Regions from separate parts of the Homo sapiens genome. Here region 1 is linked to region 2. The links are chromatin contacts, found by Hi-C in ENCODE. All regions are on one chromosome and are shown on one strand. Each heading gives the region's core, a stretch centred on a gene start or an enhancer-like site at or near the end of the contact. The rest is flanking DNA. Distances are from core to core; before and after follow the strand shown.

Region 1 (3,128 bases), core at 353-2,852, 7.8 Mb before region 2:
GCGCTACCGTGCCCGCTGTCTCAGGCTTCTGACAAAATATTTAAGTCTCAATGTTGGCAGCAAAACAGGCGGGCACAGATCTGGGTGAATCTGCTTCTAACATGGAGAAGAAGCGGATGGCAGGACAGGGCAGGGTAAACTTAGGGTCTTCGATGCAAGGGACTGTCCTGTCCCGCCTGCCGCCGCCCAGCCAGCCAGTAGTACCCTGAGCCCCACAATCGTACGATGGGAAGCTGCCTGCGAAACACAGCAGAGTAGGGCACCAGGCGGGAGTGGCGGCCGAGTGGCCGTTACAGGCCGGAACGGCGGCAGCACGAAAGGGAGGAACGTCCCCCGAGGGGCCTGCACGCGCGCCAATTCCTAGTCTCTTCCCCACCATTGCCCCCAGGCCTCAGTGCAGTGGTGGCCTTCGCCCGAACCGTCAGAAAAGAGTACAATCTGTTACCTGGGTCACTGCAAAGATCACTATGGGCCAGCGGAAGCGAAGTTAAACAGCCGGCGGCCCAGGCGCCCGCCACAGCGAACCTGCCCGACCTCACTGAACCCCTGGCGCGCGTTGATAATGTCACTTCCGCCAGTTCTGCCCTCGGCTTCAGCGAGTTGCTCCCACTAGGGCCGAGGCCATGAGAAGTGTGAGCATAGGTCACTTCCTGTGTTTCCATAGGTAAGGAGGGGCGAAGCTCTTGAGGAGTTCCGGGGCGGGGCCGCCGTGCCACAGCCATCTCTAATTGGCCCTTGCTGGACGTAGGAAAGATCGATTTTTAAATGGCGTGTGTGTGTATATGTGTGAGTGTGTTTTGTTGTTGTTGTTGTTGTTGTTTAAAGCAACTAGCGGCGTTACCTTCGACAAGTTACCTGACCTCTCCCCCGCATTTTTTTTCTGTAAAATTGAATAATGATAACAGTGCTTACCCTTGGGCTGTCGGGAGATTGACAGAGATTGACAGAATCAGTGCCTGAGCAGTGCTTGGCACTCAGTAAGCGCGTCCTCCTTACCTGTCAGCAAGAACGCTAGCTGATCTTCAAGCGTGTAGAATGACAAGGAACACTAAGCAAAACAAACAGCTTGTGTTTACACATGCATTTATATTCAGTTCTGCCACTCCCAGTTCATGCACTGTTGTCACATGGCTCTTTCCGCAGTTGTTTCTTAGTGGGACTTCAGCACGCCTTGATTTTCCCTTCTGTAGTTCATTGTGGCGTAATCATATGTTATACTGCTTGTTTTCTTTGTACTTTTTATTATCAGTGAGGTTGTGAGCTCTTTAAGGATAGGAAATGTTATATACATTTTTTATTAGCCAGGACAATTAACGTTCCCACCGTTATTCGAGTTGCCGTTGCGCCATAGTTCTGACAATTTTTTTGTATGGTCAGACTTAAATTTTTGTCCATTGGGGTGAATTCCAATGTTTTCTTCGAGGGGGAAAAAAACAAAAAACAAACAAAAAAAACCCTTTACATCCCTGTCAGCGCTTTTTGGAATGGGCGGGATTCAACTACCAAAGGGACAAGCCGCCGTGCAGCCCTCCAGGAGCAACGACTAGCGTGAGATAGAGAGGCCGGGAGCGAACTTCAGGAGAAGCCGGAAGTGGCGTAACGTCCGGTCAAGGCAGCCATCTCGCCGTGAGACAGCAAGTGTCGGATCCGCAGGCGCAGCCGTGCGATGTTGTCCTCTACAGCCATGTATTCGGCTCCTGGCAGAGACTTGGGGATGGAACCGCACAGAGCCGCGGGCCCTTTGCAGCTGCGATTTTCGCCCTACGTTTTCAACGGAGGGTAAAAACCCCAGAGAGCTGCGGCTTTCACTTTCGCCCTTCCCCCATCTGCTGAAGCCTATTTAGGAGTCACCGCCGTGATGGCGCTGCCCCGGGCTCCTGCAGGCCTCAGAACCCTGAGCTGAGGGGGTCCGCACAAGGCCGGTCTCCCTGCCGTCCTCTCATGCCCTGTGTTTCCCTCTTCAGGCTCGCTTTGCTCAAGTTTACTTGGTGATTGCGATACAGCCTTGGTTTTTAGGGTTTCCCATTACAGTCATGTCATTTGAGTTTTTATGTGGACCGCCACTCCGTGCTCCTTGCTGCTGTAAGACAGTAAAGTAGAAATTGAAACATAGCCTCTGCTCTGTGGAAGACCATTAAAACTGGACCTCATGTACACGTTTCTTATGCCAGCCGGCGAGGGTAGAGGGTTAGCGTCTGAAACTTAAAAGTTAGGGTTGTTTGGTCTGTGTTGTTAGATGCATAGCTGGGTTGGTAGCCGAGATGTCTAATTGTAGCCGCCTGATTTCTGTTATTTCTAATTGTAGCAGTTTAATCATTTTGTTTTATTTCAAATAGAAGGTGGGATTGGCTGAGCAAACTTAGTTTCATAGATAAGTGCTTTTTTTTTTTAACGTTTAGCTTAAGTTCAGGAAAACAAAATACTCAGAAGATGGACCTTTTAGTATGTGTGTTCTTGTATGTTATGTTCAAGTTTTGGTTTTTATTTTAATTACCAGCTTTATCTTGAGTAGTATAATTTTCCGTGGTGGCACGCCAGAGATTTAGGGTTATAGAAAGATGCTCTGTTTAAGACTCTTGACAGGGAAGAGCTGTAAATTGAAACAGTGGTTATAGTTACCAATCAAGCCTTGTACATTAAAATATACACACGCAATTTGAACGAACCGATGGTTCTTAAAACAGAAAATATTGGCTGGGCAGTGTGGCTCGCACCTGTAATCCCAGGACTTTGGGAAGCCAAGGCAGGAGGATCATCGCTTGAGGCCAGGAGTTGAAGACCAGCCTGCGCAGCATAGCAAGACCCCATCTCTACAAAAATAAATTTTAAAAACAAAGCAAAAATGTTAATTGGTTCCTCATAAATTTGAAATATAAATGCACATTTTGGGAGTGTGTTAGAAAGATAACGAAAGTCTGATTTTAGCCTTGGTTCTGCCACTAAAGGACACTTTGGGTACTTCTGAACTTCTTGAACCTAAATTTCCTTATCTTCCTTAGTAGCTTCATAGTTTTTGGTGAGAATCAAGAGAGATGCATTTTGTAAATTGCAAGCTGTCATCTTATTTAATCCTCATGAAAAGTGAATGTTAGATGATATTAGCATCCTAGGGTTATATTAGACGTTAA
Region 2 (3,134 bases), core at 19-2,518:
GAATTGTATTAGTAGCAGAGATATATGAGCTAAAGCTTGTATTGTTTAAAGCACATCATCTTAAAAGGCCTGTCAGGAAACAGTGTTCATATTAAGTTGGCTTTCAGTACTCTAAGAAGATGACATCATTTTGTAAGAGACAAGTGTTGTTAGAGCAAATGCTAGGATATTCTAAAATTTCCTAGGTTGAAGTGAAGAAATTTCTCATTATAGATTATTTCATGAGTTTATGTTCCCGGTTGTATATCAGCTCATGTTAAATTTTGCAAGAGTTTATGATTTCTAAGAACTCACCTTCTATAAGGCCCTTTGCTGAGTGGGGCTAGTTAGGAATTAGTAAGTAAAGGGGATCTTTTTTCCTCGTGTAAATAGCTTAAGAGTAATTTTGGGCGGTCCAGAAACCATAAGTTATCAGGAAGGTGCTTATAAATGGGCAGAGTACATCACTTGCCCAAGATTCTAACAACCTAGCCTGCCCCCCACACACTGTGGGGCACCGTTTGCTACTTGCCAAGTAACTGCCTTTTTTGGCAAAGACCACCCAGGACATGGCTCAGAGTCCATCCTAAGGCTGGCCAACCTCTGTAAATCTCGTGTCCCCTGATTCAGAGCGAGTGCATTTAATTCAGGAAGATCACTTACGACTGAGTTTTTCATCATGGCTTTGACTGTGAAACCCTCAGAAACCAGAGAGTGAGGCTGGTGCACCGGGAGCGGCTGTTGTGCCAGCAGCTTGGTCCTCTTCGGCATCTTGTCTGGGCATTTGTTTAAGCTCAGGGTCTCTTTTTCTGCCACCATCTTCCTAGAAAATGTCTTGTTCTCATAAAAAGTGTAGTAAAAGAATCAGTGGGCTTTACGGATGTGAGCAGGAGGTCTGGAAAAAAATATCAAAAGGCGCGATAATGGTAGAAATTCAACCCCTCGTAGTGCCCAGGTTGATCCAGATGTTTGGCAGCTCCTAGGTGAAGGGAGCTGGACCCTAGGGGCGGGGCGGGAAGAGGGCAGGACCTTGGCTAGAGCTGCAACAAGCTTCCAAAGGTAAGCCTCCCGGTTGCTAAGCGACTGGTCAACACGGCGGGCGCATAGCCCCGCCCCCCGGTGACGTAAGATTGCTGGGCCTGAAGCCGGAAAGGGCGGCGGTGGGGGGCTGGGGGCAGGAGGCGTGAGGAGAAACTACGCGTTAGAACTACGACTCCCAGCAGGCCCTGGGCCGCGCCCTCCGCGCGTGCGCATTCCTAGGGCCGGGCGCGGGGGCGGGGAGGCCTGGAGGATTTAACCCAGGAGAGCCGCTGGTGGGAGGCGCGGCTGGCGCCGCTGCGCGCATGGGCCTGTTCCTGGCCCGCAGCCGCCACCTACCCAGTGACCATGATAGGTACGTGGGTACCTGCCAGGTACAGCCTCTCTGCGCCGCCCCACGCCCCGGTATGGCGCCACGCCCCGCCTCGGCCGACCAGGACCCCCGGTGCCAACTGTCAATGACGGGGCCAAAGTGCCCGTGCCGTCCCCGGCCCGCGCCGCCGGGCTCCCCAGCTCAGCGACGCGGGTCCGGGGCCCCAGTGTGTGCGTTCGAAGCCCTCGCCTGCCCGCCCCTGCTCTGAGCGTTCTCATGAAGACCGCCTCGACGGGGACGCCAGGCGGCCCCGCACCCCCGCTCCTCGTTCGCGGTCCCCCGGACCGTGTGGGGTCCCGAAGCCTTCTCCCCGCCGCCGCCCCTCACCTTCGCCCCGCCGCCGCCCCTCACCTTCGCCCCTCACCTCACTGGCCGGTTGTGGTGCGGTTCAGGACCCATCGAGACCCACTCTCTGTGGGGCTCTTTCAGGAAACCGCAGCAAAGCATTAAACTCTAATGGAAGGCACCTGGTGAGGGTGGCTGGCTCCACAGAAACTCCTCCAGATAGATCTAAACTTGCTCCCTCGGATGTTTCCTTTTAAACTTCTCATTGGAGGGCTGAGATGAAAGAAACATTAAGAGTAAATAGTAGCCAAGATTAAATCTATTGCCTTTTGCAAAATAACCTTTCTTTTTTTTTTTTGTAAAAGAACGACCGAGGTGCAAGTTTGTGAACGAAACTTAGTGGCATCAGAGTTGTTCATGAACACTTGATGTGTAAGATGAGCAAAGGTCCTCTCTTCCAGGGTTGTTGAGCCAAAAGTTACTTTAGGGGCTATCCCTGAAAATTAATGGAAATGCACCATATGTTTGAAAAACAGTGCTAGATGGGGTTTCATTATTGTGGAGGTTTCTCCAGGTTATGTATGGAGGGTTTAGTGAGCTTGTTTATTCCTGAGGAGGGTCCTTTACAAAACACTTTTGATTGCAGTAAGTACGTTCGAAGTCAGATGTGGTCTGTCCAGAAGAAAGATGAGAGGTGGATTTATAAAGTATATGATCTTTATGCACTGAAAACACTTCTTACATCTGTTTATTTGTGAAGTTATTGTTAAAATGTAAACATTCTCCCCATCAGTGGGAGAATCAAGCCAGCTAACTGGCATGGTCTTTGTGGTAAAACAAGAATGTTGTCCAACTTTTCTTCCCTTTCTAGCATGGTCTGACTTTTGGTGAATGACTTGAAAGTTAATCAAATTACGAAAAAAATATTTTTTATGAGTCTTCTTGAGCTCTTTTTAGGTGACATTTACGTAAGATTCACTTGCAAGCACAAGTTTGAACTGAATCAGAAAACCAAGTAGAAGAGATTTTCCAATATCTGTGCTGTCAGTCTACAGGAAGAAAATAGCCTATACCTTATTTTGAAGACAGTTAAATACATTTTATTTTAATTTAACTTAATCTAGTGCACAGATAATTTTAAGAGAAACAAATTTATTGTAAAGCTATATAAAGACAAGCACTTAAGATCTAAAGAACATTACTCAGTTATAAGTTATGACCTAATAAGTGATTATATAAATAACTTTATTAGGATGAAATGTGTTTGGACAGTTCTGTTTAGTTTTATCTGGAATTCTTCCAATAAGGAAGAAATATCTTTGGAGTTGATGATTAAACAGTTATCAATTACTGGTAATGACATGGAGAATATAAGGTTGGTTTTTAAAAGTGTTATTTCTCTCACTCCAGCCATGGTTTTACATAGTGCAAATAAGTGTGCAGTACAACATAAATGATT

Evidence for each region. Hi-C counts contacts between places; a loop is a spot of excess contacts on that map. Pooled maps may share reads with other maps.
Region 1: a pooled map shows a loop between it and region 2 (20-fold over the local background). The contact joins the promoter of PSMB1 here to the promoter of PRKN in region 2. A Hi-C loop is called at or near these places in 4 of 50 pooled maps.

What each region holds. Positions count from the first base shown.
Region 1 is chr6:170,551,781-170,554,908 of GRCh38, reverse strand. It overlaps PSMB1 (proteasome 20S subunit beta 1), which reads left to right and starts at 1,602. Exons shown (of 6, transcript NM_002793.4): 1 at 1,602-1,779. The coding sequence starts at 1,667. It overlaps TBP (TATA-box binding protein), which reads right to left and starts at 540. Exons shown (of 8, transcript NM_003194.5): 1 at 446-540. RefSeq lists enhancers at 270-659, 1,470-1,849.
Region 2 is chr6:162,725,900-162,729,033 of GRCh38, reverse strand. PRKN (parkin RBR E3 ubiquitin protein ligase) reads left to right here and starts at 1,268. Exons shown (of 12, transcript NM_004562.3): 1 at 1,268-1,372. The coding sequence starts at 1,366. PACRG (parkin coregulated) reads right to left here and starts at 1,060. Exons shown (of 5, transcript NM_001080379.2): 1 at 643-1,060. The coding sequence starts at 798. RefSeq lists silencers at 1,440-1,661, 1,151-1,690.